Regions from separate parts of the Homo sapiens genome. Here region 2 is linked to region 1. A link is an interaction called in ENCODE POLR2A ChIA-PET data of the cell type or tissue named here. Cell type or tissue: MCF 10A. All regions are shown on one strand. Each heading gives the region's core, and the rest is flanking DNA. Links, peaks and the distances in the headings are about the cores only.

Region 1 (5,381 bases), core at 209-5,208:
AAATAGTAGTGACAATCCTGAAACTTCTGTGTTTTGGTCTTTTTTTCTCAAAACCACAAATTAATATTTTGTACCTTCCCTAATAATTACTATGTAATAGTATCTTGTTATGATTAAGACAATAATATCTACACAGAAAGAACAAAAAAAAAAAACTGGTATTCAGATCCATTATCAGGAAAAAAAAAAGGAGAAAAATGTATTTTCCTTCTCATCTATAGCAAATATGGCAAGAAGTTTCTTAACACACTTAGAAGAAAAAGAAAAGTGAAGTTAAAAAAGAGAAAAAGAAGGACACTGTCCAAGCTCAGAAGATTCTTGACTTCGATGAAGTTGTAATATAAACAGTTTAGGGGAACATGGGATTTAAAAGCAATTTTAAGTGTTGGAAAGCAAACAGCATTTCCATGAGACTATCATTGGACCATTTACCAATGTCAGTTCCCGCTTTTAGAGCTAATCATGAGCCTTCCATTACAAGTTCCTAGCCAAGCTGATCTAGTCCAGCTTAAGGTTTGTAGTACATCCTTTCCCAAGTCAACAAAACAAAACAGAACAACAACAAATACTGTCACTAAATGAACATTTCATTAGATATCCCTTTCCCAGCTAGATTTTTTCTTGCCCTGTTACAAAATTAAACAAGTTATTTCTTCTGGGTTCCATGTTTGAAACTCTCCGGTAGATAGGGTTGTTGTAAAGATCAAAAAGACACTGTATATGCAAGCACTTTTAAACATACGAAGAATCATACAAATATATGACAAATAGTATTACCAAAGCCACATTGTAATATGCGGATTTTTTCCTTTTGTTTTCATTTTTCTCTTTTATTCCATTACTATTTTCTTAATAACCAAAACTGCTATGTCGGAATTATAAACTGCTATGTTGAAGTTCAGTTAGGTTGAAAACGAACATTTTTGGTTTTGGCTTTCAGTAAAACTAACAAAAGTACTCAACATTGCAAATTTTTACCCTCAATCGAGGCTGATGTGCTAAAAAAGATCAGAAAACAGAATCTAAAGATGCCATTTTCTAAAAAGTAGTTTTTCTCCTCAGTTTTAATGATTATGAGTTTCTTTTGTTGTTCTTGTTGCTGTCATTAAAACTGCCATGGAAGTAAAATTCCATAAAATGGCATGCATTCCATAGAAATCTCAATTTATACTTCAGGGCAATTTGAGTTGTTACAAATACCATTTTACTGGAAAGAAATCAGTGGCCATGATAAATTATTTATTTTCTTAGTGTTTGCAAACAAAAACCTCTTTTGAGAAACAGGGTATGTATAAAAGAAGGTAAAGAAAACAAGAACAAATTGTCAGATGCCTACAGACACAGGGAGTATGGTCTGTGGTTTGTGTCTCATTCCTAGGGGGTTCCGCTTAGAAGAGGTACTACAGCAAGCACACAGTTTGTGTATTAAACATGTAAAAATGAAAAGCCAAAGTCTGGGCCAGGCGTGGTGGCTCACACCTGTAATCCCAGCACTTTGGGAGGCTGAGACAGGCAGCTCACCTGAGGTTGGGAGTTTGAGACCAGCCTGACCAACATGAAGAAACCCTGTCTCTACTAAAAATACAAAAATTAGCCAGGCATGGTGGCACATGCCTGTAATCCCAGCTACTTGGGAGGCTGAGGCAGGAGAATCGCTTGAACCCAGGAGGCAGAGGTTGCGGTGAGCAGAGATCGTGCCATTGCACTCCAGCCCGGCCAACAAGAGCGAAACTCTGTCTCAAAATACACACATACATACATACATACATACATACATACATACAAAAATACAAAAATTAGCCAGGCGTGGTGGCGGGCGCCTGTAATCCCAGCTACTCAGGAGGCTGAGGCAGGAGAACCATTTGAACCCGGGAAGCAGAGGTTGCAGTGAGCCGAGATCACGCCATTGCACTCCAGCCTGGGTGACAGGGTGAGACTCCGTTTCAAAAAGGAAAGGGAAAGGGAAAGGGAAAGGAAAGGAGAAAAGAAAAGGGCAGAAAATATGTAACACACCTTAGAAAAATTTGTAACTCAAAGGACTAAAATGTTTATCAAAGCACTGTGCTAGAGCTTGCTGGCCAGTTTACACTCTGTATTGGTCAGTTCTTCTGTATAGAGGTTTCATAAAAAGTCAAATGCGCATTCCTCACTGTTGCCATTGCCAAAATTCCTAAAATTCCTGTCCACACTAATAGGAGCTATTGTCATCCTAATGACTCTAGCTCCACCAGGGATCCAGAGCCAAGGATGCCAAACTAGTGACACAGAGGCAGCTAGTGCTGCCCGTGCTTTCCCCTCAGTACCCAGGGCCCTCGCCTTGCTGTGTGCCTGCCAGGTCTTGCTGCTATCATCTCCTTTTCACCCCATTGAAACTTCCTCCTCAGGCCAGCCTCTGTGGTTTAGGCAGTGTAAAATTCTGATAATTTCTTTGGAGTTAATAAGCTAATGAGAAAAGTAAAATGAGCCTTCCTCTATCCTAGCAAACGGGCCCAACTTCACAGCAACCTTCTGGAGCTATGTGACAGTGCTGTTAATTGAATCTGTCTCATGCAAAAAAGAAACAGCAATTATGCAGTTCACTGTGAATAGAGCCCCGTGCTAAGCTTTGCTGGGGGCATTTAAAATTGTGTGAGACATTGGAGCGATCTTCACAAGCTTCAGTCTGGAGAAGAAGATAAACATGAGCACTGCTACCTACAATTAAAGTAAACATGTTACCAAACCAATCTGGCCACTGTGCAAGCCTGACCATGCAAAAAAGCCCTGTGCACTTCATCCTGGACCTCTCTGAGAACCATGAAGGCTGTGAGAACTCTGTGAATGGGACCTCCCTTCAGCAACTGAAGCCAGTGTGATGATCAGCTAAAAAGAAGAGTTTAAAATCTTTTTAGAGCCAACCAGAGATATGAACTCAGAATCTGGCTTCACTTGGTGAATTTCCTCCTTCCTCCTCCACACCTAGCCCTTTAAATTCCTGCTCCTAGAAATCAGCTGAAGTAATTTCTTAAATGCCATGTTAAATTAAGTTTAGCCTAAAGGTGCCTCCTTTCATATTTTAAATTCACCCTAAAGGTTTCTCTGCAAGTGATGAACTGTAACCTAACTGGATGTGTAAAGAGACTGCAACCTATTCTTGTACCATTACCAAGTTTCTGCAAATCAAAGGCAGCCAACTGTTCAAACCGATTTTAAGTAAGGCAAATGCCAAGATGTAACCAATCCAGTTGTTTTTCTGTAGGTCACATTTTTTCTGTCTGTAAATACTCTCCAATCACATGGCAACACTGGAGTCTCTCTGAACATATTCTGATGTGGGGGGCTGCCAAATTCACAAATTGTTCTTTGTTGAATTAAACTCTGTTAAATTTGATTTGTCTACATTTTTTTTCTTTTTGTTTAAAGTTTTCTCTTTTAACAGATGTCATCAAAAGTGGGACCCCTGCTAGAACTGATAAATGAATTTATTAAAGTTTCAGGATACAAAATCAATGTATACAAATCAGTAGCATTGCTATACACCAATAGCAGTCAAGCTGAGAAATCAAGAACTCAACCTCAGCCAGGTGCAGTGGCTCACGCCTGTAATTGCAGCACTTTGGGAGGCCGAGGCGGTGGAACACTTGAGGTTAGGAGTTCGAGACCAGCCTGGCCAACATGGTGAAACCCCATCTCTACTAAAAATACAAAAAATTACCTGGGCATTGTGGTGGGCAACTGTAATCCCAGCTACTTGGGAGGCTGAGTCACGAGCATCACTTGAACCCAGGAGGCGGAGGTTGCAGTGAGCCGAGATCACGCCATTGCACTCCAGCCTAGGCAACAAGAGTGAAACTCATCTTAAAACAACAACAACAACAAACTAAAAAAAGAACTCAACCTTTTACAATAGCTGAAAAAAACAAAACAAAACAAAACCACAAAAAAAACACCAAGGAAGGTGAAAGGAAGTGAAAGACCTATACAAGGAAAACTACAAAGCACTACTGAAAGAACTCATAGACCACACAAACAAATGGAAACACATCCCATGCTCATGGGTAAGTAGAATCAATATTGTGACGATGACCATACTGCCAAATGCAATCTACAAATTGCAGTCTCCATCAAAATACCACCATCATTCTTCACAGAACAAGAAAAAGCAATCTTAAAATACACATGGAACCAAAGAAGTGTCCGCATAGCTACAGCAAGACTAGGCAAAAAGAACAAATCTGGAGGCATCACATTCCCCAATTTCAAGCTATATTATAAGGCTATAGTCACCAAAACAGCATGGTCCTAGTATAAAAATAGGCACATAGACCCATGGAACAGAATAGAGAACCCAGAAATAAAGCCAAATATTTAAGCCAACTGATCTTCAACAAAGCAAACAGAAACATAAAGTGGGGAAGTTCACCCTATTCAACAAATGGTGTTGGAATAATTGGCAAGCCACAGGTAGAAGAATGAAACTGGAATCCTCATCTCTCACCTTATACAAAAATCAACTCAAGATGGATCAAAGACTTAAGTTTAAGACCTGAAACCACAGAAATTCTAGAAGAAAACATCAGAAAAACCCTTCTAGACATTGGCTTAGGCGAAGACTTCATGACCAAGAACCCAAAAGCAAATGCAACAACAATAAAGATAAACAGATAGGGCTTAATTAAACTAAAAAGCTCCTGCACAACAAAATAAATAATGATCAGAGTAAATAGACAACCTACAGAGTGAGAGAAAAATCTTCACAAACTGCATCAACAAAGGAATAATATCCAGAACCTACAAGAAACTCAAGCAAATCAGCAAGAAAAAAAAAATAACCCCATCAAAACATGTGCTAAGGACATGAATAGACAATTCTCAAAAGAAGATATGCAAATGGCCAACAAACATATAAAAATATGCTCAACATCACTAATGATCAGGGAAATGTAAATCAAAACCACAATGCAATATCACCTTACTCCTGCAAGAAACGCCATAGTAAAAATGAAATTTAAAAAAAAAGGAGATTGGCATGTTAGATATGAGTTCTAAATTTCTTCTCAAAGAATCAATATGTCAGTATGTTCAATTCTTTGCCTTCTACTTTTAAACTTAACTTCCTTATAAAGGGACTTTTTTCAATTACTTGCTCCACCCTGACTCATTTCAATCACCTGCTCCACCCTGACTCATTTCAATCACCTGCTCCACCCTGACTCATTCCAATTACCTGCTCCACTCTGACTCATTCCAATTACCTGCTACCTGCTTCCCCTTACTCATTCTCCACCCCTCATAACCATTTTCTCCCATCAAACCACCACCCTGTTACTGTCTTTAAATTAGCCAATCGGAATTAGTTTAGCCTGTGCGGTCTAACCCTAGCCAATAGGGGAATGACACAG
Region 2 (5,381 bases), core at 261-5,260, 90 kb after region 1:
TTATGATTTCAGTTCTTTTGCATTTGCTGAGGAGTGTTTTACTTCCAAATACGTGGTCGGTTTTAGAATAAATGCCATGTGGTACTGAGAAGAATGTATATTCTATTGATTTGGGGTAGAGAGTTCTATAGATGTCTACTAGATCCACTTGATCCAGAGCTGAGTTCAAGTCCTGAATATCCTTGTTAATTTTCTGTCTCATTGATCTAATACTGACAGTGGGGTGTTAAAGTCTCCCACTATTATTTCATAGGAGTCTAAGTCTCTTTGTAGGTCTCTAAGAGGCACACCCCCTCCACCAAGAGAGAAAGTGCTTCATCAAACTGGTCCTATTACCCGTGCCACCCAATTGGGTGAGACCCTCTAACAGGGGGTTGTCAGACACCCTATGCAGGAGCGATCCTACTGGCATCAGGTTGGTGCTCCTCGAGGTCAGAGGACACAGAAGAAGCAGGCACCCATCTTTGCTGTTCTCTAGCCTCCTTGAGTAACATCTCCAGGTGCAGGAGCAAATCAGATAGAATAGGGCCTAAAGTGAACCCCCAGCAAACTGCAGAAGCCCTCAGAAGAGGGACCTGACCATTGAAAGACAAAAAAAAAAAAAAAAACTAGCAGAAAGCAACAACAACAGCATCAACAACAACAAAAAATCCCCCACAAAAACCCCATTCAAGGGTCAGCAGCCTCAAAGACTGAAAATAGACAAACTCACAAAGATGAGAAAGAAATCAACGAAAAAATGATGAAAACCCAAAAGGCCAAAGTGCCTCTTCTCCTCCAAATGATCGCAATGTCTCTCCATCAAGGGTGCAGAACTGTATGGAGGATCAGATGGACGAATTGACGGAAGCAGGCTTCAGAAGATGGGTAATAAAAAACTACGCTGAGCTAAAAGGAGCATGTTCTAAACCAATGCAAAGACGCTAAGAACCTTTATGAAAGGTTAGAGGAATTGCTAACTAGAATAACCAGTTTAGAGAGGAACATAAATGACCTGATGGAGCTGAAAAACACAGCATGAGAACTTCGTGAAGCATACACAAGTATCAACACCCAAATCAACCAAGTAGAAGAAAGGATATCAGAATTTGAAGACCACCTTGCTGAAATAAGGCATGCAGACAAGACTAGAGAAGAAAGAATGTGAAGGAATGAAGAAAGCCTCCAAGAAATATGGGACTTCATAAAAAGACCGAACCTACTATCGATTGGAGTACCAGAAGAAGACAGGGAGAACAGAAACAAGCTGGAAAACACACTTCAGGATATTATCCAGGAGAACTTCCCCAACTTAGCAAGACAGGCCAACATGCAAATTCAGGAAATACAGAGAACACCACCAAGATACTCCACAAGAAGATCAACCCCAAGACACATAATCGTCAGATTCTCCAAGGTTGAAATGAAGGAAAAACTGTTAAGGGCAGCCAGAGAGAAAGGCCAGGTCACCTACAAAGGGAAGCCCATCGGACTAACAGCAGACCTCTCAGCAGAAACTCTATAAGCCAGAAGAGATTGGGGGCCAATATTCAACATTGTTACAGAAAAAAATTTTCAACCCAGAATTTCATATCCAGCCACACTAACCTTCAAAAGCGAAGGAGAAATAAAATCCTTTCCAGACAAGCAGATGCTGAGGGATTTTGTCACCACCAGGCCTGCCTTACCGGAGCTCCTGAAAGGAGCACTCAATATGGAAAGGAAAAACCGGTACCAGTCACTGCAAAAAACACACCAAAATATAAAGACCAATGACACTATGAAGAAACTGCATCAGCTAGTGTGCAAAATAACCAAATAGCAGCATGACGACAGAATCAAATTCACACATTTTGCTATTTTTCTAATTATCCTATCTGTCCTTTACCTTCTGTCTTTCCCTTTCTGCCTTCTTGGGTTAATTGAGTAGTTTTAAAATATTTCATTTTGCCCTTATAACTCAGCTGCCAAATGTTTGGGTTGGTGGGGAGCTAACCTTGCTCTTGAACTGTACTCCTGGCTTTCCACATCTTGGAAGATCTCTCTTTATCCTGCTGGTCATTGGCTTTGCATTTGGTGAAGGCTCAGTGCTTCTCAGAAGGATCACTTTCAGCCCTTTGACCTGCTCCCAGCCTTCAGTGGACTGCTGCCTTGCATTCTGCAAAGGCCCAGTGTACTTGAAGAGGATCTCTTAGCCCTTCTGTTCTGTTCCTAGCCTTTGGTGTGTGGTACTTGTGCACTGGGTGGAAGCTCTATGGGAAAGAACTGGCAGGTGGATATGGAGTTGCTCTTTGATCAGGGCTCTTCAGAATTCTAATTCCTCACATCAGCAGCTAATAAAAGTTTCTTAAAAATTCAGCTGGTTTCTTCGTGGTCCCATTTTTGGCAAGTTTATTCCTCCTTCTATCAGAGATGAAGCAGCTATGCATCTCTTTTTTGGGAAGAGGTCATCTGTATATCGAATTTATTTAGGAGATGAAGCAGCTATGCATCTCTATTTTGGGAAGAGATCATCTGTATATTGAATTTAGTTTATTTAGGTTTTTTATGCATCTCAGCTCAGATAGTTTTTATAGAAAATCTATGATTTTGTGACTTCCTCAACTTCTTGTTGTAGACTCTGGTTATTTTTAAAACTTGTAATTTAAAAATTATATGCCAATGGAAACACTCTTCAAGAATCTTACATGTAATGCTTATTGCTTAGTGGTTTAATGAATGACAACAATCCCTGAGTGTGGGAATAGTTGAGGTCTACAAAAGGTTAATGAGTAAATGAATTATGTTTACTTTGGGTATTGAGTCACTGGTACTGATCTGGCCATACACGAATATCCCTAATCACCCTCATGACTAGTAATACACATTTATAAGATGGTGGACCAGAGCTGGGCTAGCGTTGATTGATAAGGGACAGAAAGAAAGTATAGCGATTGATTATTCAGCCTTGCCTCATGGGCATTTGTACATCCTTATGAGTTAAAGTGAGATGCAAATGCATTCTTCATTAAAATGGCTTATCTGAATCATTTTAGAGCTGTATGCAATAATTTGCTTATACTCATTAAGATAAGTTTGGTTATGTTGATTAAAAACAAAGCTTATTTTCTGCATTTTCCAATAATATTGTAAAAAATACTTCATACCCTTCATTGTTTGGGTTTCATGTCTTCATTACATTCCTTTTACTTCGTATTATCTTTTAAGATTTTGTAGAAGAATTTCACTTGGGTAACTGTAGGCTTAAATGATGCAATGCTTTCTGGAATCCAGGGGTGACTGACACACAGAGGTGACTCAGACATGAAATGTTCAACAAAATTCTAAGATTGTCTTTTTTTTAAATTGTAAATTCTTAAACATTCATAAAAGTAGTGAGATTAGAATAATGAAATCCTGTGCTTCTAATGACTGTTAACACAAGTGAATCTTATTTATCCTATCCACTTTATTAAAAATTTAGTTATCTATTATTTAAAATAATATATTAGCTTATTTTAAAGCTAATCCCAGATATTATGTTTCATTTTGCATGTCTGTTGCTGTCTTGGTAGGAAAAATTTTAAAACATAAATTACTATGACATAATGATATCTAACAAAGTTAATTATTTAAGAAACTTTCAAAAGTTGCTTTTTCATGCCGTTTCCCTAGCTACCTATAAACACCTGGAAATTATATTTATTTTATATTTCTAATGTTATTCAAATGATAATATGCTGATTTCTAAAATTGCATTTTTTTCTGTTGCTCTCAAGAATATCCTAAACATATCCATAGGATGTGGGATGACCTATGAAAATAGTCTGGACAAACATTTATCTTGTTTATCTTATGATAAGCAGAGTTCTGAGAAGTTTGGTAATAAAGAGTTAACTTGGTTTAACTAAGATTTTCCTAAATTATTTGACACCAGAACCTATTTTTTATTTAACATCTGTTAGCAAAAATATATTTGGGGGAATATTGTTCTAGGCAGGAGAATGCTGCCTCTGAATAGCAAAATAATCTTTACTTCATTTTTATTTCAATTAATTAGGTAATTATTTGTCCATATTACATTATCATCATAATTAAGTAATTTTTTTTTGTTTTTCTGTAATCTGCTTAATATTGATAATGTGGTGTGACAAGTCATCTTTCTCAGGATCTTATTTTATGAAAATCTTTCATCACACTTATTTTATGAAAATCATTTGCTGTGTAAGCAAATTAAGTATAAGCATTTTGTGTTTCCACTAGATAGATATTTGCACACAAAAAAATAGACATCAAAATCCCATATAGAAAGCTAAATGCATCTATAGTTCATTGAAGAGGAAGCTAGAAATAAGATGTGTAGAAGTCAAAGAAATAGGGCCGGGCGCGGTGGCTCATGCCTGTAATCCCAGCACTTTGGGAGGCCAAGGCAGGTGGGTCACGAGGTCAGGAGATCGAGACCATCTGGCTAACATGGTGAAACCGCGTCTCTACTAAAAATACAAAAAATTAGCTGGGCGTGGTGGTGGGCATCTGTAGTCCCAGCTACTTGGGAGACTGAGGCAGGAGAATGGTGTGAACCTGGGAGGCAGAGGTTGCAGTGAGCCGTGATTGTGCCACTGCACTCCAGCCTGGGTGACAGAGAGAGACTCCGTCTCAAAAAGTCAAGGAAATACAGCTCAAATTATAACAGTGAATAACTAGATTTTGTTTCATTTGTGAAGAATTGGCAAATAACTTTTAAATAGTTTCAACATAGGCAGTAGCATGGGAATTCTCCTACACTTTTATGTACCCTTAAAATATGTTCACTTTAAAAAATGTAAATAGTTAACAGGGGCGATTGAAAGCTAACTGCCCAACAAAGGAAACAATTCTCCGTGTGTCCCCCTTCTCTGCTCACCCTGTGACACCTTCTCTGCTCACCCTGTGACACAGGAGCGACAAGGAACTCACAAGGCACTGGTGCCCTAGTAGTTCTGCATCTCATCCTCTCTCATACAGTTTAGTTGACATCTGCTCCCTGTCACTCACCCATACCCCCAACCTCACCAATCCTCCAAAGTGGATTAGTTGTTGCTTAGGTGTGTTTTGTCTTTATATTGCGTAAATATTGTGAAGAAGGCTCTTTCCTCTGTGGTGCTACAAAGATAATTTTTTTTCCCGTTACAGTCAAGCTACAACTTCAAGCAGAAGAGAGAGGAGTTGTGTCTATCAAAGGAGTGTGTGCTAACCGTTACCTGGCTATGAAGGAAGATGGAAGATTACTGGCTTCTGTAAGCATACTTTCTGTTTTCACACGTTTTTTGTTAGCTTTTATTGCTGTTAATTTACCAGCATTGTTGTTTATCAAATCTTTATAAAGGATTTTACGTGTATCATCGTCATAGTCACCCTGTAAAATAGGGAGTATTTTCTTTATT

Evidence for each region. Peaks named below come from ENCODE experiments on the same cell type or tissue, not always from the same donor. Only the 100,000 strongest peaks of a DNase experiment are listed, where the experiment ranks them.
Region 2: POLR2A ChIA-PET joins it to region 1 with 5 read pairs; 5 of 35 experiments call an interaction of 5 or more read pairs at or near these places.

What each region holds. Positions count from the first base shown.
Region 1 is chr4:122,781,279-122,786,659 of GRCh38, forward strand. No RefSeq gene overlaps it. Among named protein-coding and RNA genes, the nearest start is that of FGF2, 43 kb to the right of the region's middle. RefSeq lists enhancers at 3,038-4,033, 4,806-5,381, 5,119-5,178, 5,276-5,381. In MCF 10A, for the core only: no CTCF peak of the experiment used is centred there; a DNase peak (open chromatin) is centred at 2,233.
Region 2 is chr4:122,871,191-122,876,571 of GRCh38, forward strand. FGF2 (fibroblast growth factor 2) reads left to right here. Exons shown (of 3, transcript NM_001361665.2): 2 at 5,131-5,234. Among named protein-coding and RNA genes, the nearest start is that of FGF2, 47 kb to the left of the region's middle. In MCF 10A, for the core only: no CTCF peak of the experiment used is centred there; DNase peaks (open chromatin) are centred at 2,761 and 3,241.